Linked DNA regions of Homo sapiens: regions 2 and 3 are each linked to region 1. The links are chromatin loops, found by intact Hi-C in ENCODE. Cell type or tissue: Calu3. All regions are shown on one strand.

The links. Hi-C counts contacts between places; a loop is a spot of excess contacts. Peaks named below come from ENCODE experiments on the same cell type or tissue, not always from the same donor. Only the 100,000 strongest peaks of a DNase experiment are listed, where the experiment ranks them.
Region 2: it touches region 1 in a loop (6-fold over the local background); 6 of 110 quality-filtered maps call a loop at or near these places.
Region 3: a loop joins it to region 1, with 7 times the contacts of the local background. A loop is called at or near these places in 20 of 110 quality-filtered maps.

What each region holds. Positions count from the first base shown.
Region 1 is chr6:126,029,102-126,037,101 of GRCh38, forward strand. All of the region lies in intron 12 of TRMT11 (tRNA methyltransferase 11), which reads left to right. Among named protein-coding and RNA genes, the nearest start is that of TRMT11, 47 kb to the left of the region's middle. In Calu3, no CTCF peak of the experiment used is centred here; a DNase peak (open chromatin) is centred at 4,710.
Region 2 is chr6:126,109,332-126,117,331 of GRCh38, forward strand. It overlaps a transcript of TRMT11 not described here. Among named protein-coding and RNA genes, the nearest start is that of TRMT11, 130 kb to the left of the region's middle. In Calu3, no CTCF peak of the experiment used is centred here; no DNase peak of the experiment used is centred here.
Region 3 is chr6:126,166,590-126,174,589 of GRCh38, forward strand. It overlaps a transcript of TRMT11 not described here. Among named protein-coding and RNA genes, the nearest start is that of CENPW, 170 kb to the right of the region's middle. In Calu3, a CTCF peak has its summit at 4,486 (motif pointing left); no DNase peak of the experiment used is centred here.

The sequences.
Region 1 (8,000 bases):
CCTCATTGTATACTTTTGTATTTTTCTTATTTGTCATATGTTTATTTAACTTAGAGTTATCTTTCTGGTGTTATTCAAATTCACATGTAAACTTATGTCCTCTTTCCACTTTATGATCTTCTAAGAATCTAACTCTGAGATTTTTAATGCGTATTTTTTACATAAGACATAAATGTACACTTTAGTAATTATAAAGTGAACATCCATGTACCTGCCACCAAGGTCAAGGTTATAGAGTAATGCAGCACTCCAGAAGATCCCCCCTTTTGTGGCCATTGTTGATCATAAATACCTCCCCCTGCAATGTAACCACTATTCTGACTGTTACGGTAATCATAATCATTGTCTTGCTTTTCTTTTGTAATATTACCACTATTGAATTCATCCCTAAGCAATATAGGTTTGCCTGGTTTTGATCTTTGTATAAATGCATACTCATTTTTATTAATTATCCTTTTAATGGATTATGGAAATTTAAAAAACTCACCTAGGAGAGGAATAGTCTCTACATTAAAGTGAGAGCATATATATGTGCATGCCTGCACATGTTTTGGTCTGCTACTCATTTATTGCTACTCAAGAAGGTGTTAAACAAGATTTTTAGTTTTAATGAAATATTAGATACAGTAACTAACAAGTCATTAAATGTTTAGTGTGTTGACTTTGTATTCTTTTATCATTTAAGATAAAGTTTTGACTTTTATAAAGTACAGATTCTAGTAGATAGCATATAGAAAGTGTTAATACTTCTATGTTGTCATGATAAGGACTAATATCCCCAATGTTTTTTTTATAAGTATTAAGAAATTACATGTTGAGTGCCAGATGTCAAAGTTTAATCATTGTCACTCATTTTGAGCACTCTAGATATGAAGATTTTAATACGTATTAAAATACTTTCATAGATTTTAGGTAACTTACTATCATGTAGTGAAATTTTTAAAAAGTATAGATTATATGTAAATACCTAATTCAAGGATGAAGATTTCCAATGGTACCTTGTTCTCATTAAGAATAATGCTAGAGGTTTCTCTTAATAGTATTGGATGCCAGACTTTTGACCTGCTTGTCCTTGGTTTGGAAATGGCCTGGTGCTGTTTATAGTTGTATAACTTTAGCACAAGTGGTTTCTATAGCTACTGTCCAGTACCAGATGTAGAACAGTGGGAAGCTTTGATAAGGAGAGCAGGATTTTTAAACAAAAGCTGGACATGGGTAATTACCCTGAAGCTGAACTGAGCCCCGTTATATTCAGCACTGTCATTTACATTTCATTTCACTCTCTGCTGATTAAAAGAAAATAAACCGACCCATTGTTTTTCTCTTCCATCTCTTTGCCTTCTTCCTCACACCTTACTTAAGAATGTATATCATAGCTTTAATCGGTTCCATGAATCTAAAAAGTTTTTCCCCACAAAATTGGATGAACACTTCTAGTTTGGTGGCTTTCACTATGGTGACAGCATCACTGGTTTTCACTTATCATAGAATAAATTTCATAAGCCATTTGTATTCAAGCGTTTGCAATGAAGCTGCTGTTTTGTATAAACTACTGTCACTTTGAGACTATAAATGACTTAAGGTTAATACTAGGGAGGTAGAAGAAATCATTATATCATTATCAGGAACTGTCAGTGAGTAAAAGGACAGCTTAAACCTGACCTACAATTAAAATAGAAGCCATTTGGTTTTCTGCTGAATGACTATAGAGCTCTGCAACTTCATCCTCTAGAAAGTGGAAATATCTTATTTTTAAAGAATAGTGATTTTATAAATTGATGACCATTGTTAGATATTTTCACTGAAGTTTCAGGAATTCTATTAAATTAACTCTTGGCAATGAAGGGACACCAGGAGAGAATTTTGACTTGATCATTATATTGATAGGGAGCGGTGCAGGAGATGAGACTTTACAGTGAAGCGAGTAGGAGCCAGTTTGTAGTAGAGGATGGGCATGGTGGTTGGGGCAAGGAGGTTGAGGAAATTCATATCTGATAACTGCTGTTTGCTCTGTAAAGAAGGATGCAAGTTTTTTTGTTTTTGTTTTTGCTGAGTAAATAAGCAGATACTAAATGTAAGAATTGAGGACAGGTGAACTTTTAGAAAAGGTACTATGAGAAATAGGAAAAAAAGCCATTTGCTTAACAATTTTTACATTCATATACTTTTCCTATTTTTGTATACTTTATTTCTCTTACTTAATTACCTGTTCCTTGAGAGGAAGGCCATAGTTTTCATCACGCAACATGTGTTTATGGGACCATTCGTGTCAGGTGTTGGGGCTGAACAGACTAAGGCTTCTTATCCTTAGAAAACTTGCACATCAGGAGAAATGGCCACTCAAACCATATTCCAACATAGCATCTTGTGTTCTGTAGTGATCTGTGAGAGGTGTTGTGTGAACATAGGAAAGCACCTACCTAAGGAGATGGTGCTTGAGGCAAAAGAGATGGGGAATTTGGTTGGAAAGCCAAAAATTTAAGCAAGATACAGAAGCATGAGAGGCATTGTGGTATATGTGGGGAACCCTGGACTTCAGTGTAGCTGGAAATACTGAGCAGTGGGGGAGGATCAGCTGGAGATGACCTGGAAGACTAAAGAGAGGGAAGCCCAGTGTTGAGGGACCTTACCTACTGAACAGTTTCAAGTTTATCCTGTTGGTAAAAGGGCAAGCCCATAGGGATGTTTGGAGAGTGGCAGAAGCTCTGTGTTCTGTGAAGGTCCTCCTAGCTTCACTGTGTTAGTGAATTTGAGCTGTGGAAAGTTAGCTGTGATACTACTGAGGGGGCTCCTGGAATAGTCAGGCAAAGATGGTGAGGCTATAAACCAAGGAAGCTAGAATAGAGATTGTAGGGGACTTGTTGGAATTGAGAATTTTGCGGGGAGGTAGATATGGCAGGACTCGGTGACTAATTGGATAATTGGGGTGAGGGAGATGAGCTAAGGGTGATGTTTCAGAAATCTGGCTTGGGACAACTGAGCGGATGATTGTTTTCTTGTATATGTTTTTATTCCCCATCCCTACTCCCAGGACCATGGGGCAGTACTGCTTTCTTAGGCTGCTGTAATAATCTTCTACTGATTTCTCTGCTTCTGCAGTTTCTCCCTCCATTCCATGCCCTACATGGTGGCCAGAGTATCTTTCAGAATATAAATAGATAAGGAAACTCCTCTGCTTAAATCTCATCAATGGCTTTCTGCGGAATTTAGAATAAAATTCAGAATCCTTTACATAACCTTTATGTCAGCCTGATCTACTTCTGGCCTGTCCAGTCTCATCTTGTGCCACCTTCCCTTTTGCTTACCAGTTGTTATCCACCCTGGCCGTAGTCTTTCAGGTCCCAGAATGGATTTACCTCCTTTTAGTCTCAGAGTCTTCTCACACGCACTGTGTTTCCTCTTCCTAGAATGTTTTCTTCCCCTCTTTTCATATGAGTAAATTTAATTCATCCTTTAGGTCTCAGATAAATGTCACTTCCTGAGAGAAGCCTTTCTTGTCCTTTCCCTTCACCGCTTCTGGATAGGTGTTTCCTTCTATTCTTCCCATATTCTTTTCTTGCCAGTGTTTAATCACAGTTTGTAAGTATATGTCTGGATGTACATTGTTTAATGTCTGTCTCTCCCACCACTGTACGTACAAGCTCTGTGAATTCACGGAACTTGACTCTTTTGCTCACAATGCAATAAATATTTATGGAAAGAATACTGACTTTTAAGTGATTACTCTAGGCTGTTCTAGAATAAAAACAATCACATCAGTGGTATTTAAATCATCCATTTAAAGGAAGAGTAGGAACAGATAGTTATGGTAGCCAAAAGTTTTCTGTTTGAAAATACATTGAATTTTATCATTACCCTGATACTACTCTTCAAAAATCAGTGGGACAAAAACATTTTAATCCTATGATCCCTAGGCCTCATTTCTCATGAGAAGCAAACCAATAAAGCAGCTGAATTGACGTATTGTGGAAAATTATAACACCTTCCCTTTATTTAAGAAGGAGGTGATAAAAGAGAATAGCAAATACTGGGAGAAGGCAGTAATTAGGAGGATCGTTTTATCTAAGTGGAATTCTCAATGAAGAATCTTTCGTATGTTGGAAGTCTGAGCAGTTTATGATGGTCAGTTTGAGAAACTTTTTTTATATATGTATTCTCACAGTATAATCCAGAGGGTCATGAGTTGTGTTTAAAGCAGCAGTTTCAAATGTGACTACAGAACATACAGCTTGATTTATTTTCTTGAGAATGAATTCCCCATTAGATTAAAATTTATTATAAGTGGCTGAAATCGCTTTAGCATCTTTTTGGGTTCTTTTTAATGCTGTATTTTTGATATATAGTTGTAAACATAGATTGACTTGAATAAGGTCACGTTTATATACCTTTCTTTCTTGTTCTAGAGAGTAGTTTGGAATTTTAGGTCGGACACTGAGACAGTGTTACACGTTAGAATCGCTGAGGTGAATATGTAGTTGTCTATTTCTCCATCATTATTTAAAAATGAAATGGTGTGAATAAATGCTAACATTCCCTGAGGAAAAGGCCAGCCTGGTCATGTTGGGACTGTGGGACTCTCGATGTTTACAGCAATCCGGGACTCACAAACAGCTATCAAAACGGTGCTCCTGGCAGATGCATGGTCTGCTGTGCTGTAAGCTATTTCAGTTCACATCAGGAAGTACTCTAAAGAAGGATTGCTATGCTCCAGCCAGCAGAGGGTAGTGTACACATGAAAGTTAACTACCAATTTGTAAGCCTTCCTTTGGTTTCTTTGGCAAGTGTGTTAAAATTCCTCGAGTGGTTTATGTTTAGAATTAGCAGTACTGATAGGACAGGAAATTGGCTGGGTGGGACAGTGGTTAAAGGAGTCCTGCCTAAAACTTTAGATCTGAAATATGTGCTACCATAATGTTGCTGTTCAGTGAGGAATGTCCTCTAAATGTCAAACTCTATTTTGAATGACCCACTAATCCACCATGTGGGAAATTAACTCTTTAGCCATTGTTTTGATGTAATTTCTACTAAAAAAAAAAGAGAATCACAATGGGAAAAACATGAGTTTTGAAGTCTGATTTAGGCTACAATTCTGGCAATGCTACTTACCAGCTGTGTGATTTGTGGTAGATTATTTAAACTCTTTAGCCCCCTTGTGTCCCTATCTGTAAAATTTAGATGATACTTTTCTGCAAAAAGATACGGAAAATTAAATAATTATGTAATAACACATAGTTTGGTAGGAAATATATCTTCCTTTCTTGAATCATAACTTGTGTATTTCTTATAATGTTTACAATTGCTGATTGTCTTAAAAGGATAAATGATAGGGCTGAATGCTGTATGTCTTCCTTATGTAGCCATTTATGGCTAGCACAAATTTACCTACAGAAACTCTTCTGATTATAAAAAATGATAATAGTATAGTCAATAGTCTTAATATTTTATTCATATCGTCTTAATTACTATCAATGGTTAAGAAATTTGGAAATTGTAGTCTTTTTATCACCATAGTCTTCTCTCTTGCCATTTCCTAATTCTTGTGTGTTTTTATTTTTCCATCAAATAGGTTTTGCTTACTAAACTTTGGCAGAACTCGGGTTTTATGATACGTAGGTGATATCACAATGAATAGTGGTAGACAGATTTAGAAATGTTAGCGAAACCAAAAGTCAAACACTGGGATGAGCTTGAGTTAATGGGGAGATCAAAGATTGTGTTTGCTGAGGATACTCTTCTCCTTTTAAGTAAGCACTTTGGCCTTTGAGATACTGTGCTGAAAAAAAAACAACTTGCAGATATTCCTGGTTGAGACGCGCAGGGAATGTGAATAGAGAAGAGTCATGAAAAGGTGATGAAAAATATGTAGAGTTGAATATCATCGTCTCAGATGTAAGCCCTGGCAAACTAAACCAAAGATAGGATGAAAGAGAGGTAGAGAGAAAAGAGAAAACAAAAAATGAGTTTGCCATTTTTTTTTAGCATTAAGGTAATAAAAGTTCTGAATGCTGCATAGAGTATAGTATATTTCGTATGGTCTGGGTATATTTTAAATGTGTATTGTTCATAGATATGTGGTATTTATATGTATGATTATATGTGATATGTGTTGGACCATAGACATACTGAGTGTTTCGTGAGAAATATTTTATGAACTATGGTCTTTCCACTTAAGTGAAAATAGTAGCCAAAGTCCTTGGAATGTCTTACTCGAAGCAGGACTTGTGCTGCTAGATAATAGACTGGCGCCTGCCAGATCTCTGGCTGTGTAAGGGATTTGGAGCTTTTGGGTTTTCCAGAGTTTCTGTTATAAATGATAGATGTTGTGTTTTGCAATCAGGAGTCATTTGGTCTTCTAGAAAGGGGACATTTTAGCACAGAACCCAAACATACACTTCACACTGATTCTGCTCTACTACCTGGGAAATAAGAAAATAGCATTTTCTCCCCAGGAGTTGCATTTCTAAGGTTAATGATCTTTCCCACCTTCTCCAGTAGCATGTATGTCTTTGCCACCGTGTCCCCATAGCACTGAATAGAACACATGGTCGGTTAAGGGCTTATTTTGCCTTTATTCTGAGAGGTCTAAACTATTACAGAAAAGAATGTCTTAAGTAGTGAGTGTTTTCTCAATAATCGTTAGCATACATTTTAATCATTACTTTTGGATTTTTCAGGCTTTTGCTGTTCATTCCCAGTCTCTGACTCTAATCTTTATATTCTCTGATTTTATTACCAATAGTTGCCCTATTTCTATCCCTCTGGTCAAAGATAAACTATTTTATTAATCCCTTCCTTTGGTCCGTAGAGGAAGCCCATCTTCCATTGTGCTTTGGGCTTTGTCTTCTGCCTCCCTCTTGTGAGCTGCATAACCACAGCTTAGGTCAGCTAGGCACGCTAGTAATTGAGCCTGGGTCAGCTTGCTGGAATCACATTTCTGTCCTACCTTAGCCTCCTTACTACTGCAGTTCTAGAATATTCCATGAAGTAATCCACAGGCAGTTTGAGGGGGAGGTGATCTTGCATGGCCTAGAGGGGCCATGAGGAGAATAGTGGACATGAGGGCAGAGCTAGAATACCTGACTGCATTCTGATTCCCCTTGTACAGAGGAAAGTGAGATGTCATTCTGCAAAGTGATAGGTAATTGAATGTAAGCCCCAGATATCAAGGGAAAGCCTGAGAATTATGGACAATTTGAACTTATTTAGATTTTAGCCAAGCGGTTGGCATATTAAATTTGCATTTTAATAAATTAGGTTTGGTCTCAGTATGGAGAATACACTAGGGAAGGAAACACTGGAGGCAGGGCAGCTGGCCATTTACGGAAAAGAGGCGGGGATGAGGGAGGCCTAGATTAAATGTTGGAGTTATGAGTGGAGAGAAGTGGATTTGAGATGTTTAGGATATACGAGTTAAGATTTTAGGACTGACCAAATCTGAGAAGAGGGATTTGACGCAGGTTTCTGATTTTGATGACTGGATGGGGAACAATGCCAAGAATTGTGAGGATCAACATGGTAGCTGAAAAGATGACAGCATCTGGACATAGCTTTAAAATAAAAACCGAAGAAAAACATTCTGCCAGGATTAAGCTAACACAGCTTAGGAAGTGATCAAGTTTTCTAGTGATCTTACTGACATAAGGACAGAATTTCGAATACCTGGAGGAGTAGTTGATGGACTTCAGTCAGACTTTTGATGAAAGTTGAAGTAGTTGACGTTAAATGGTGGAACATTGTTCTGTGTTGCCGTTATCCTGGCACAGTCCTGATATGTGGACCAGACTTGAGTCTACCTGTGGAGTCATCTGTTCTTTCAGGGTTTTGTTATCCTTCAGCTTCCCTGTGGCTCTTACACCTCCTCTTGATATGAAAAGTCTGTGCCATTGAAATATATCCTTAGTTAATAGGCCTTCATTAGTAAGACCTCTCATCCAGTTCTACTTCTTTCTTGGTGGGCTCCTCAGCTGTCATGGCCTTAGTCCATCACCTATATTCTCAGA
Region 2 (8,000 bases), 80 kb after region 1:
TCTTTGTGATTTTTCATTTTGACATTTTTAGAAAGGGTATATAGGTCAACTGTCTTTCAGACTGTCTCTCAATTTGAGTTTGCCTGATGCTTCCTCATGATTGCACCGAAGTTACACCCTTTGGGCAGGAATGACACTGAAGTGATGCTATGTTCTCAGTGCATCATACCAGGATGCACCTCATGCTAATTTGTCCAGCTATTGGTGATGTTAACAGATTGCTCTAATGTAAGGCTACAATTTTTCAATGTACTAAAGTTAAAATTTGATTTAGATTCTAATTTCCTCAGAATTGGGTTCAAATCAAGTCCATTGCTTAAGAAGCTTTGGGTATTCTGAAAAAGCTAACTTCCTGATCTGTAAGTATCAGGATCAGTCATGGAAAGTGGTGCCTGGCACATACATTTATATTTTATGTGCCACATAGGTGGCATTGAACAAATGTCATCTATTAGTATTATTAGGTCAAATATGTTGAGAACCTCATGTAAGTATTGCTTAATGTCTTGGGACATTAAGCAGACACAGGAACTTGGTACTCTAACTCCAGGGAACAAACCAGAAAATGGCAGAATTATTGTACAAGACCAGGTCTGGGTTGGCACCAAGCATGACTTGAAGAAGGCACCAAGGATGGGGCTAGAAAGCTAGTTAAACTTTTAGCCTCAAATCTGGCTGGGTCTGAGAGACTGAGGAAGAGAATCAGAAGATTTCAGCTGGCGGAGAAGCAGGGCACAGTGTGTGGACTGAGCTTGATGGCATGATCAGCTGATGCTGCTAAAGACCTGAGACTCTTAATCAGCAACTGTGCAATCAGCAATAGCAGTTGTACCCACCTTATCTGCTATGGAGGCATTATTATTGGCTTTTTTGGGGGGCATTTAATGAAAATTTCTTGCTTTCAAGGTTATTCTTCAACTATACATCACTTGGGCAGTGCTGAGAAACACATAGGATGATTTGGCCTGGGCTCCATATCCTTCCCAGGAATATCTTAAGACTGAGAAATATGGTCTCTTTTCCATACCTCCAAGTTGCTTTTACATGGATGAAGAGAATCAGAATGCTCAGTGAAATATGTATTCAAAAAGAAATGTACCAGAATAAAATTACATTAGAAAATAATTGCTTCTAAAAATCATCACCCATTCTTACCCTCTGTTATTCTGTTCTCTTTCAACTGTCTGTATTTTAATCCCTTTCTTCTTCCCTGATGTTTTCTATTCATTTAATTTAAGCAATGTTTCTGGATACCATAGCAATAGCAATGAGGTGTTGTATAAACGTACAATGGAGCAGAATGGAAATGCTTCCTATGGTAACAGAAACCATAGAAACATGTGCGTGTGTGTGTGTGCATGTGCGTGCACACACACGTGCATACAAAGCTGTTTTGGGGTCAAAGCTTTGTAGAGTTCATGCAACTAGGAAAATGAAGTGTTTCACTGTGATCACATTGCTATTTGTATCTATTGTCATCATGATTTAACATTTATTGCATGCCTATAGTCCCCTGGACAGACCCTGGAACTAGATGTCAACTCTACTTAGTGGATTTATGTTTGAAATTAGATAGCAAAGCCACAAAATGGAAAAAGATGAGAATACTTCCAAAACAGAAATATTGAATAATGCATTTTCAGAAAAATTAGGTAAGGAGAAAATGAGTTTGACCCAGGCAGTTAGGAATGAAGGATATGGGAGGAGACTTAAATGTCTAGATTAGAGATGGTTTGCAGCCATTTCCAAGAACCCTGGGAGGGACTGCTTGTGCTGCATGATCTAACACTTTAATCCTCTTCTGCCATGGCTCAGACCCCATGGGGTGGAATCTTGATGAGGAGACTCCCTGTCTTGGATAATAATAACAAGCTGTCTTCTCTGTAGGCAAATTTTCAGGTGGAAGTCTCACTCTACCACTCTCATAACCAATGCAACAAATAATCAAGTTCTCAAGCTGCAAGGAAAACTGAGGGGATTATTTTTAAGGATGTAAAGAACATTAAACAATGAAGAGATAGTTTCTCAGAGTAAGTTTTTTCCCTCCTTTGCCAGGTGCCTGATATCATCTTTCTTGTCTACCTTAGACACCCCCCACACTTTTTAATATTAAAAGTCTCTTAATAACAAAAGTAAACAGCATGTTATTTATGGAAACTGCACAACATTAGCTTTGCTAATTACATGGTTACTCACTTTCCCAGCACCAGATCACCTCTTATTTGTTTCCAACTACTGTGGCCACCATGTGTTTTAAGTGTAAGACAGAAATAATAAACTGCAGGTTTCCAGGGTACTCACGTATTATTTCTGCAGTTCACACAGGACATGTACCATCTGGGTTTGAAGGGCACATCATTCCAAGGCGGAATGGAGTGAGTAGGGCTTTCCCAGTAGAGCCACTGACTCTATGGGGAAATTTCAAATGGAGTTTTGGGGTCAGAGAGACCTAAGTTCAGATGCCTGGCACAATAACTTCCCACTTACATGAAATCTTCTTTGCCTTCTCTGTAAGTAACTTCTCTGCCTCTTGGCTTACTGTATATAAATTGGGTATATGATGCCTAATTTCTAGTGTGGCTCTGAATCTTAAATGAGGTGATACAATATGGCACTTGCCGTAAGGTAAGTTATTACTGAATGATGGTCTTAGTTTCTTTCTACTCCATTTCTGTCTCTTCTAAACTCCTAAGAACTAAGCTGAGAAGGCATAAAAGATGACACACAGACCATTCAGCTCAAAATCCAGAATAAGAAGCCCAAACTGGAGTATATTCTGCAGAAGATTTGCTGTCTTAAGGGAGCTACTATTAGCTCAGCTTTAACCCTCCTTCCCATCTCTTTCTGGTTAGTGAACTGGTGCCACCACCTGCCCATTAGAGAACCTGAGCTATTTGTTCAGTGATTCACGTCTCTGGATTCAGCACTGAGCCTGCATAAACTCCCAACTCAGTCAGCAACACTGTGCTAACATCTACTAGGAATGGTTCAGTCCCTGTAGATCTGAGAAATAATTCCTGTGGTTACATCAACTGTTTGGATCTTTGGATCCATAAATTATTTCTGTCTTTTCTTTTTTGAAGGGTTTTCTATTTGAATGCTGTTTTATCTCAAAAGGCAGTTGGTTCCATTCTGACATGGTAGAGATATGAAGCTTCCTTCAACTGACACAGTTTGGCTAGATGCCAGTCAGGAGTACCTCCAAGATATTTTGGCTGTAGGATAAGTTACAGATAGCCTGGCCTTGCCATCTGCAATGATCGGTTGTAGTAATAACAATCTCTGGGTGCACAATTAACCAATTCTGAAAATGTGAAACTTATTAATTATCCTGCATTTTTGCTTGGCTGCTAGCTAACTCTGTCTAGATCCTGTTTCTTGGCATTCTCTCATCTGTCATTTCTACCACAAATCCCCTACAGATCGTTAGTTGCCTATGTTCCTCTACTTCATTGTCTTTCTTTCAGTCATTGACTGTTACTGAGATTTTTTTTTTCATGAAATCAGAGTTTTAGTATTCTTTTTTTATTATAGGGAAAAGAAACCAAGTCTCCTTGAATCAGTTTATCCCAATGTCTTCTGGTTTTCTATGTTGGCTACAGTCAAGATAACCTATTACTAAGGTAGGTTGTGTGTTTCTAGACCACCAAATCTGTTCAATAGACCTTTTTGCATCTGAGTGGACAGGTCCTAGATGACACTGGAGACATAGAGGTGAACTCCCTCCCTGGCCTTCAGGTACTCACATTGCATTTGGGAACCTAGGCATTAAGCAAACAACCATGATACAATGTGCTAAGTGCTATCACTAAAGTATAAACAAAGTGGTTTGAGGGGCGTTATGTTCCCCCATATTGACCTGAAGCTGTAGTATTTTGACTGCTTCTAGAGTACCTGTATGTCTCTGCATGTCCAGGCAGTCTGATTTATTAACAGGGCCCTCTTTTAATCTTGGAGTCTCTATGTGGATGATAAACTGTATGGTCTTTCTATTTATAAATCAAAAACCAATATAGGAGGCTAGTTTAATTTGTGAGCAAATATGTTTCTATTTATTAAGAATTCTTGAGTTGCCTGCCTCTACATTAGTGGTTGAGGCAGTGGAGTGAGTTCCTGATCTGACTCACCTTTCTCACCAACAGTGATACTTGTACTTTAGCATATACATGAGAGACTGAGTTGATTCTATAGCCTAACTGGAATTTATTCATTCCTTCATCCATCTACTCAATGAATCAATTCTACATTTACTGAGCACTGATTGTGTGTCAGCCAATCTACTAGGCACGTGGGATACAGTGATGATCTATATAGATATATCTCTGCCCCCACAGAACTTACAGAGTGGAGCCTCAAAAAGTGATTTCAATTTTATCCATCTGCTTTGTGTCTTCTCTTTAAATCCTTGCTACCCAAAGTAGGCTCTCAATATTAGCAGCATCAGTGTCACCCAGAAGCTTGTTAGAAATGGAGAACTTAGGCCCACCTCACACCTATTGAATCTGAATCTGCAGTTTCAAAAGATCCTCAATAATCTGAGCAGATTCTGATTCAGTTGGTCTAGGGTCTTCACTTCTGACAAACTCGCAGGCAATGTCAATGCTGTTGGTCCATGGATCGCACTTTAAGGGACTTCCCCAGTTCTTTACAAAATGTGGGTTGCAACCCAATAGTGGGTCATGAAATCAATATAGTGAGTTGTAACTAGCACATTCAAAAATATTTTAAAATAGGATAGAGTACACAAACAATTCAGAGTGCATTTCATGTCATGATGAAGGCATTGTTGCATGAAACTTGAATCAGCTTTTTGTACATCTGCACACAGACACAAACACAGATGTATGTAGACTGAGTTCTGATGAAAACGTATTTCTTAATACGGGTCGCAGCTGATAACAGTTTGAAAGTTATTGTTCTAGACAAGCTTATCTAGGCCAGAAAGAAGTCCTCAGAAGTGATTCCAGTCTAGAACAGAGAGCTCAGATCAAAGGGGTTCTGTTAATATTAGAACTATCCAGAATCCCAGTGAGGACATCCAGGAAAAAGTAGAACAGTGGGGCTAGAAAGATCCTCTACTAGGGGTGACAGCTGTGTGCTGATTGGATGATGAGATGCCCATGATTAGTGGCTTGTACCAGTTGGCATTAGGTTTTTGCATGACCCAAGATTTTGGACTGTGAGCTCCTTGAAGGTGGGACCTGTATGTTACTCCTAGAGGCTAAAACAGTGCCTTTCCCGCAGGGGGAGTTTCCGCAGTGTACTGTGACTTTTTATATCTTTCATACTACTCAATATACCACATGTAACAAATGAGGTCTTTTCTGTCTTTCCACTGGGAATCATGTATTATTCATCTTTGCTTTTTTCTAGGGCCTACTCCAATATCTAGAGATGGCAGATATTCAGTAAGTTTATTCACTTAACAAATATTTTATTTGTTATTCAGCAAAGAAGATTTTCTCTCAGCTATATTACATCAGTTTTAGAAGGCACACAGATGAACAGGCTTGATAAAGAGCAAATCTGTGAAAAACAAACACTTGTGGACTAAATGGTATCACATTTACAGAGCTGTAAGAGAGGTATAAGTCACCCTGGGCACCGAGTTTTATGCTGTATTGATTAACTTTCCATTTCCCTTGGTTCAATTTTAGTTTCTCTCTTAGAATTATGTTTCTACCCTTTGCATTCTCACCGCCAATCATTTATTGCTGCACGTGTCTTTCCCCCTCCATATACTGTGCTCCTTAATTCACTAAGGGACTGTACTAACATAGCCTAAATACCCACCTTCCAGCCACCCTTCAGGAGGGTATTAGCTGTATTTGTGCACAGCGAGAGTGCCTTCAAGGCAGAGGGCTTCCTCCCCTATACTTCACCTCCAAATCTCTTTCCTTTCCACAAATGCTAGTGCTAGGCAGCTGTGCTCACTATTATTCGTCTTCTCTGTAGTTCTTGACTTTGCCTGTACGTTATAAACACTTGGTATTTTAATATTTCCCATGTCCAGGTTGCAGTTCAAACCAATGAAGTCAGAATCTCTGGAGGTGGGACAAAGGTATTTGTAGTTTTTAGGCTTCTCAGATGATTCCAATGTGCAGTGAAGATTGAATGCTATTGCTTAGAGGAAAATTCAGTCACCTGATATTTGAAGTTTAGGTAATTTCCTTAGCCCTCAAAATATGTTCATTTCTTTTCTAGTCCTTAGTATCCCTGCCCAAGTCTGAAAATATTTATATTGCTATTTAATCAGAAGTAAAGCAATTAAAATGTACATGTTACTCAAGAAGAAGAAACATTAGAACATTGCTCAACTTATCACCTGTGTGGTTATTAAGCTATTGTCTCTATTTCAAAAGCACCTTTCTGTATTCTACTTTGTGACTCTGGGTTTTTTTCACCATCTAGCTCTTAGGTGGCACTAGAAGAGGACCACAAGCCTGCCAGAGGGAGGAGAGTATTGCTTCTTCCTGTTCCCATTAGTGTCACCTCAGCAGTGACTTTTCACCCTGGAGTGGCAGGCAAGTTTCTAGATTATTTGAGTACTCCCCAAATCAGTCTTGCTGCACCCCCTGAGAGATACCAGCAGCAATGAAGTGTGAGTCCCAGCTCTGGGCTCCCCCCTCCAAGATTCTGGGTTTTCGTAATCCCTTGTGCTTATTAATGCTGTTACCTTAGGGTCCTTTTTTTTTTTTTTTTTAATTTTCAATGCTTGTCCAGCAAGTTTCCTATACTAAATTGCTATATGGAAACATCTATTCTTCTCTCCTTTGACTGTACCTAACTCAAAATGCCTTCTCATTTAACAACCAGTGCTCTGCAACAAGGTGAGCTTTCTAGGAAGGCAAATAACAAGAAGGCTCAGGTTGGCTTGTCTCCATTTTGGGGCAATGGGAGTGTGCTGGAAGTCTTCCAAGGAACAAGAGTGAGAAGAAGATGCTAGAATGAAGAGGTGGACAGACATAGGGGAGGAAAGCGCACTGGATACAAACTTTATTACCTTCATTATTTTGCTAGGTCTGTCTTAGCTGAGAGACTCTGAGAGTATTAATCAGAGATAAATGGGAAGTAAGTAATAGTCTATAGTAATCCATAGTGGCATTTATTAATAATACAAATCTTCTGGCCTCCATCTCTTCTTCTTCCCATAAGCCCACAGTTTGTCCACACATAAGCATATGTGGTTTTGTCCTTAATAATAGGGTAGTGCAAATAGTTAATTCACTACTCCTAGTGCCACGAGTGGCACGTTGGAGACCATCCTGTCTGTTCTTATGTAACCTGTCATAAATCCACGTGGATATGTATCTCATTAAGACAGCCATTTAGGATTTGCTTTTTCAGAATTGTCTACTTTGGTCAGTAGTATTTTAACTGTAAAATAAGGATGGTTTCACTTGGTCCAAGTGTCCCTACTGTACCTAATACATTTAACTTTACAAACAGTTTTATACAAGCAATACATTAACCAATGAGCTGTAATGAGTAGAATTTGGATGTTCATGAGGGAGATTTAAATTCACACACCATTTTCCTAGACTCCTTCACTGTCTTGACACTTTCCTATTATTAGCTCTCTTTTTGGAGATATTTTGTGTTAAAATTCCAAAAAGTTCTCAGTCACCATCTGAGAATTTTTGCGTATACAACAATGTAAAGAAAAACTAGGCCTTGCTAAGATGAAGTACCCAGGATCAACTGGTAGCCTAGGAGTTTGACTATGGTCCACGATTCAAATTGGTGGGCCAAACAATAACAAAGGTGGACTTTTGGGGGTTACTTTTGTACATTTGCTTTTTGTATCCTCGCTAAAGAGGTGAAGTAACTAGTAGCCAGTGTGTTGAGGGGAAATTCACTACTGCCTGGAGGCTCTACTGTGTATTCTACACCTCCTGGTCTCCAATGAGATCTTTATTTCTTGTTTTGAATACTTATATTAACTCCAGAAAAAATTTAGTTCTAGAATCTGGATACTGAGCAACACTGCAGCTCTCTTT
Region 3 (8,000 bases), 140 kb after region 1:
AAGGACCCACTTGAGGAGGCAGTCTGTCCCTTAGCAGAGCTCGAGCGCTATGCTGGGAGATCCACTGCTCTCTTCAGAGCCAGCAGGCAGGAGCATTTAATTCTGCTGAAGCTGCACCCAGAGCTGCCCCTTCCCCCAGGTGCTCTGTCCCAGGGAGATGGGAGTTTTATCTATAAGCCCCTGACTGGGGCTGCTGCCTTTCTTTCAGAGATGGCCTGCCCAGAGAGGAGGAATCTAGAGAGGCAGTGTAGCTACAGTGGCTTCATGGTGCTGCGGTGGGTTCTGCACCCAGTTCGAACTTCCTGGAGGCTTTGTTTACAGTGTGAGGAGAAAACTGCCTACTCAAGCCTCAATAATGACCAGTGTCCCACCCCCCACCAAGCTCAAGTGTCCCAGGTTGACTTCAGAGTGCTGTGCTGGCAGCAAGAATTTCAAGCCAGTGCATCTTAGCCTGTCAGGCTTCATTGGGGGTGGGATCCACTGAGCAAGACCTCTTGGCTCCCTGACTTCAGCCCCCTTTCCAGGGGAGTGAATGGTTCTGTCTCGCTGGCATTCCATACACCACTGGGGTATGAAAAAAACTCCTGCAGCTAGCTCGGTGTCTGCCCAAATGGCTGCCCAGTTTTGTGCTTGAAACCCAGGGCCCTGGTGGTGTAGGCACCCGAGGGAATCTCCTGGTCTGTGGGTTGCGAAAACCATGGGAAAAGCATAGTGTCTGGGCCAGATAGCACTGTTCCTCATGGCACAGTCCCTAACAGCTTCCCTTGGCTAGGGGAGGAAGTTCTCTGACCCCTTGCACTTCCCAGGTGAGGTGATGCCTCACCCTGCTTCTGCTCACCCTCCATGGGCTGCACCCACTGTCTAACCAGTCCCAATGAGACGAAGTGGGTACCTCAATTGGAAATGCAGAAATCACCTGCCTTCTTCTTTGATCTCACTGGGAGCTGCAGACCAGAGCTCTTCCTAGCCATCTTGCCAGCCATCTGTTATGGTTCTTAAAACATTAATTTGCTATTGTGTGTTCAGCTTATCTAAAAAATAAAGTATGGGAATCAGTGAATTTTGAGGAGAAGGCAATGCTCTTATGTGTGTGTATATGGTGTGTGTCTGTATTTGTGCCTATGGATAATCATTAGTTTCTCAAATGTATGCAAGTGATACAGCACATATGTGTATTTCCCAGTCTTCATACGCTCAACAGACCAGCCTTCTTTTTCCACCTCGGACATATGTTTCTGGGTAGGTTTCCTGATTTGTAATCAGTCAGCCTCTGATATTCACTGTGACTTTGGTTTCCAGCCCTGTCTGGAAGAACTCCAGCCTGGGAGAATGTAAACATTTTATTCAGAAGCCTGTGATGTTGGAAAGAGGAGGTTTTGGATGATTTTTGTTTTTGTTTGGACTTGGGTCAGTGTCTCCCATTTATAGCTGGAATGTGAACTGCATGGCTTCAGATGTGTTTTGGAAGATTGATGTGGGCCTCATGAAACTCAGCTACAGTGGAGCCTCAGGAGACTAGGAGCTGGTTATCATATTAAGAAACACATTTCTTTTTATCAGTGAATATTAATGCTGAACAGTGAAGCTGTGGAACTCCTTCTCTTACACCGGCAACCTCAGCCCTCCTAGAAAAGCTGTGTAGTCAGAACCAGTGTTAGGGGGAGTTCTTTATGGTTTCTCCAACAGTCGTTGATACTGAGTAAAAAGGGACTACCCAGGGGATTTCAAGTCAAAATCTAAGAACTAAACTTATTTCTGTTAATGATATGAATGACATGTCATTGGTGAATGGAAAGAAAATGCTCTCAATATATGGAGCTATAGGAATAAATGCTAGAAGTGAGGCTAAGTTTTTGCCAGCTGTATCCTACTGATCATATTGGCCATTATGTTAGAATTGCCACTTTCCCTCTCCTTGGATGAAAAGAGGTCTTATTTTATTTTTCCAAGAAGGAGTCTTGCTCTGTCACCCAGGCTGGAGTGCAGTGGCGCGATCTTGGCTCACCGCAACCTCTGCCTCCTGGGTTCAAGCGATTCTCCTGCCTCAGCCTCCCAAGTAGCTGGGATTACAGGAGTGTGCCACCTCGCCCAGCTAATTTTTATATTTTTAGTAGAGAAGGAGTTTCACCCTGTTGGCCAGGCTGGTCTCAAATTCCTGACCTTGTGATCTGCCAGCCTCGGCCTCCCAAAGTGCTGGGATTACAGGTGCGAGCCACCATGCCCTGCCATGAAAAGAAATGTTATAAAAGTACAAACCACTTGTGCTTTATTTTATGGGTGAGTCTACTTGTGGTGGATCCACTTGTCTCATACCATTATGTCTACTTCTTTCCTTTTTGATTGCTAAGAAAATTTTCCATCTTTTCCAACGAAAATGCAGGATCTAAAACAGAATTGCAAAGTTATTCCAAAATCAAACCAAACAAACGAACAAACTAATCATTAACATTTAAAAATCAGGAGATCGCACCTAAGAATCTGCATTTCTTCAGTCTCCTGGAATGCAGGTGCATGTGGTAGCACTGAGTCTGCATTTCTGCATACTGGAACTGGGTAGATGGAGCTACCTTTTAATGTGACACGTGCTCCCAGTCTTATTAAGGCAGGCCAGCTTTACCCATTTGTGTGAGCTGCCCTGTCCTTGTAGGCATTTGAATTTTTAACGTTTGGTCTATAGGAAAGAAAACTTCTGCAATATTTTTTTTTCTTCCTTGAGACTCTAAGTGATGTTTTGGAATTGGAAATGAGCTATGGTTAGTGAATGGAAATGGTCAGTGGAAATATGTAATTAAAGGGACTTCCCTAGAGCCACGATCTAAATGTATTTGGGCAACAATGGTGCTTAGTGTTACCCATGTCGAAAAGACTCATCAGTCTGAACTTAGTTTTCACAGATACATGCTCAGGGGAAACGTTTCCTCCTGAAGATGATTCCTCTTGGTTTTGACTGCCTGGATCAGTTCATAAAGCTGGAGTTATGGCTTCTTCAAAAAAGCCTGTCTCTCATGCTGTGGTAAAATATGTGGTCACCTGGCTGGTGAAGAGTTTCTGGGTCCCATAATATTTTACATAGGACACAAAAAATGGAATGCTTTTGGACTTAAACCTGTTTTCTTTTCAACTCCTTCTGCCTAGAGGAGATGGTAGCCTCAGAAGAGTTCTTACTTCCCCTTCCTAGAACTGTGCAAATCTTTCAGGTCCCAGCTGGTAATGGAGAAATTACTTTTTGTTATTTAAAAAATATAAACAGGAAAAATAAAAACCATGATATTTCATGAAATACAACTTCTTTTCTGTTTTCTACTAAATAAGACAAATTTTTTTTTATATGTGTTCAGGTTCCTGACTGTCTTTAGTACTTTACCTTCTCATGGTCTCTACTCTCTTGCAATTTATTTTATATAGTCTTTTTCCAGGAATCCTCCCGTCTCATTAGATTTTTCTTTTTGTTCCTTTCCATGCTGCTGTATTTTCCTTTTATTTTAGAACCTGTGTCTAATTTTCCAGCTCTCTACTTTTATTCTTATTTTCCTTTTGTCAGCCTGGTGTCTTTTATTTTCTATTGTTTCATTTTTTCCCTCTCTGTGCCCTTTTTCATGTGCTATTATACAGGGTTTGCTTATTTTTCACTTCTGTTCAGTTTGTTTTATTCTCTTACCATGCATTCATACCTCCTGCTTCAAAACCAAAAAACCCGAAACTGATTCTTACTTTTTTAATTGTAACCCTCTCCCTAGTTTATTTACACTAACTTTACACTATGAGTTTTTTATACTTGAAATTGCCAAAATTTCCTTATCACTTAGTTTTCTCCCAGTTTCCCATAGAAAATTCAGTGGATGTTCTTTCCATATGTCAGCTGCTGTGGTAACCCAAGACAGAGGTCATTATGTTCAGTTCTGATCACATTTTGTTCTTTCGCTGGCTGTATTACCTGAAGGAAGCCACAGTCTCTGTCTGGGTCTCATTTTTTTTTATCTAGTAAAGTTAACAGGGAGAACAAGGTGTGGTTCTCAGATGAGGCACACCTGTGAGCTCGCCAGAACTGTGCTACCTCAGGTCTCACTCCACACTTCCTGACGTGGTATCTGCATTTTTACAAGATCTCCCGCTGATCTGTGCCCTCATGGAAGTTTGAGAAGCACAATCTCGATGCTCTTTGGGGGTTTTTCCAGGTTTAACTTTGCTGAAAATAAGGGAAAACCTATTTTACTAAGTGAAAATAAGTGAAATATTTTAATAAGTGAAAATAAGGGAAAAACATAAAGTGAAAACTGCTTTGGTTACAAGGCACAGTAGAATAACCTGGGAAGCATCAATAAAATGTCAATGCCTTAGAGGTCCCTCCTCAGGGCAGCTGATTCAGAAACTCTGGGGATGGTATTTTTTACTGTACCAGGTGATTTTAATGAGCAGGTTGATCCCCACTTAAATATGCTATTTAACTTTGACCTCCTTTACTGATGCCCTCAGTGCTGCCCTCTTTTGGTTGTGAGGTAAGTAATTACTATGGAAAGAGGAACTTCGAAGTATTTGGTTTCATCTACTTAAACCCACCAGAATTTATTCTGGGGAGGCCATAACTGGGGAGATAGATAACTATCGAAGGAGGCTATATGTATTTTTATAGCGTTATGAAAGCAAAAGCAGGATTCGCTTACTTTTTTTTTTTTCTCAAGACTGATTAAGGCTTTTGCTGGCAATGGGAGTGTTTGTGGTAACAGAAGGAAGTAACCCTGGCAAGTGATAGATAGACATTGTATCCTAAGAGTCTTGGGGGTGGTGGGTGCCGGGGATATGTCAGTGGGATGGTTTTATTTCATCAGAACTTGGTGCTGGTGTTGACTGGATACTCACAATTAGCCACATGCTATGATTGGGTTACTGAACATTAGGTTCTAATTTATTTTTAATTATTTCAGGTTGTTGAACTGTAGCTGATTTAAGAAAACTTGAAACCAAGATTTTTTTTTTTAACTGCTCTTATAGTATTCTTAGTGTGAGAACTGGGGAGGGAATAGTCATAAAACAATTTGTCACAAGAGTGGAGGGTGTGACAATACTATTAGGTGGTGATACTTTAATGTTGTAGTTTTAAAATCGGATCTTGAGAAACTGTGTCTTTAAAGATTTTTTCTTTTTTTAAGAGAGAGAGTTTCGCTCTTGTCGCCCAGGCTGGAGTGCAATGGTGTGATCTCGGCTCACTGCAACTTCTGCCTCCCGGCTTCAAACGATTCTCCTGCCTCAGCCTCCCGAGTACCTAGGATTACGGGCAGCCTGCTACCATGCCCAGCTAATTTTTGTATTTTTAGTAGAGAAAGGTTTCATCATATTGGCTAGGCTGGTCTCAAACTCCTGATCTCAGGTGATCCACCCGCCTCAGCCTCCCAAACGGCTGGGATTACAGGCAAGAGCCACCACACCTGGCCTTTAAAGGGCTTTTTAAAAAAAGGTTAAATGTTTTTCACCAGTGCTCAATGAGAAACACAAACATGATTACATTGTTTGGAGTGGCTGAATTACTTGATCAAAATTTAAAAAAAAAGGTATTTTCCCTAAGTGGTTTTTGCTTAGTACAGCACCTTTTTTTCCCCTCAGTTTTCATGTCCTGAATTATTTCTGCATCATTAAGTTTAGCTGAGGAGCCAAAATTCTGTCATTGTGGGGGGATTGCTGAGGTGTCACATCGACAAAGGGAGGTACTTAGAATAAGATGTCATTTTGGTCTGTTCTTGAGTGTTACTCCAAGAAGTTATGTGAGCAGAGAAACACTAATCCTGTGGGCCATCTGTCTTTCCCATCATGTGGCAGAACCCCCATGCAGAATCTCTAGTCAAGGTTGGACCATGGCTGCATTTCATTACATCTGAAAAGAGTCCCCGGTAGTTATGTGATTTTTACCTCACAGATTGCTCAGAATCACATAAAGCCTCAACAAATATTTCCTCACAGATTTATTCTAGCCCTGGTCAAAAGTGTGAAGTAGGACATTTTCTTCAAGTGTATTTTTTTTTCTGTCTTATTGAAACACTTTCAATACTGTTAGCGTGACTTTGTGTCCCATCCGTCCAATATTTGCTGTACTCACAGCTGTTACCTCTGCAGGAAATCTTTGCAAACTAGAGTCTTCATTCTTTCATGGTTCTAGGCAGTAAGCTTAGAAGGGACAGTGGAGCTGTAACACTCACTGTTTCATAAGTTTTTAAACTTATGCTGTAAAAGTCTCTGATACATGCAAGATCAGAGAAAATGTAGAACAAAGGAGGCATATAGATGAGGTGAGGATACTGGGAAGATAATAAATTTGCACAGAAGGGAAGGGAGTTTATAAAATGTGGGAAGAGTCAGGAAAGGCTGGCAGGAGGTGAACCGGGGTGTAAGAAGGATGTGTACAATATGTAGGTAGAGAAGATATGTCATGAGGCCTCGCAATGCCCTCATTACCATTATGGTTAGGTAGTTGCCAACACATGTTTTCGGAGCACCTACTGTGTGCCAAACATTATTCTGGTGCTCAGGGTATGGCAGTAAATGAGCCTAGCAGAATTTCTGTCTTCAAGGAGCTAACATTCTATTCTAGTAAAAAAGTTCTCTTGCCCTTGCTAAGTTTGAAATGCCTGTTTATGGCAAAGGAGTAGAAATGGTAGATGCTTTATATAAAAATATATGATTTGTCTTGGCAAAGCATCCTTGAGGAGAGATTAGTACAGTGCAAAAAAGTATTGAGTAACATTCTCCCCGTTTCCACCTTTCTGTCAGGTCATAGATATAAATTACAATTCTGGCCCTCATTCACCCTCACATAGCTTTCTGGCATCCTTTCCCATTCTCTGAACATGAGAGGAATGAGAAGGTTATTTGGAAGGTCGCTGATCTTAGGAGTTGTCCTGCTACAGTTACCGGAGAATCTTGAATTTCATCTGAAAAGACTGCAAGGCAGTCGGGGCAAGCATGCTATGAGAAGTCAACTGGTAAGCAGACCCCAGAGATGAGAAGCATATGGGAAGCCAACCCCATGATTTGCTTCCTTAAAAAGTATGGGCTGTGGATGGATTTTAAATCCTACTCTAAATACAAGACTGGTGTTAGCGGTTGTTTGCAGGAAAACCAAAGGAACTTAGCATCCTTCAGTGTGTTACAGAGACTGTGTGGCCTCAAGCAGTGAAGTGAAGAATTCTTTTTGTCTTTTTCCTCATATGCCCAACCTGGAAACCAGCAGAATTTTTGATGGTGCATCTGGTTCCTGGTGTGCTGCAGAAGTGATTAGTGTGTCATGTCACTGTGGCCTCTTTCTCTGCCCCAGGAGAATGTCTGGGGAACAGAAGAGCAGAGTCCTGCCTGGGATCATGTGGGTGGGGGAGCTATTCCTTCTCAACAGATAGTGTGAGAAGCACTGATCCAAGGTCCTGGCTGCTCAAAGTGTGTTCCTAGGAGCTTGCTGGACATGCAGAATCTCAAGTTCCATCCCAGAACCTGATGTTTTTATTTGGAGCACTGGCCTTGGCAACACATGTTCCTTCCTCACCTTTCTGCAGCCTCTCACTCCCCACTGTCGCCCACTCCTCATAGGCTATCCTCAGGAATGGCATTGGTGGAGTGTTGGTGAAGGTGTAGCTGCAAGCATTCTGATCTTTATTTTACAAACTCTAAACCCAGAAGACTCCAAACCCAGAAAAGTCTAAGTCACAGAAAGCAAAGGAACAGTCTTATTTCAGACACATCTACAGTCTTTGCTGGTTAAATGTCAGGAAGCCCACAAAAAGCTGCCAGACATTTCAGGGTATGAATTTCGTATCTGTACTTCTTGACATCTGCTGGGCTACCATGCCCTTCAATTTACCAAAATATGGAAATTTCCTTATGGCATTCTACCCAAATAATGAGGAAAATGTTGATGCTTCTCTCAGCCTCAGGACCTTAAAGCCACACTGTTCCTAACCACGCTTGCCTATATGGCACTTAGCACTTTACACAAAAAACAAACAGAGGTGTTTATTCCC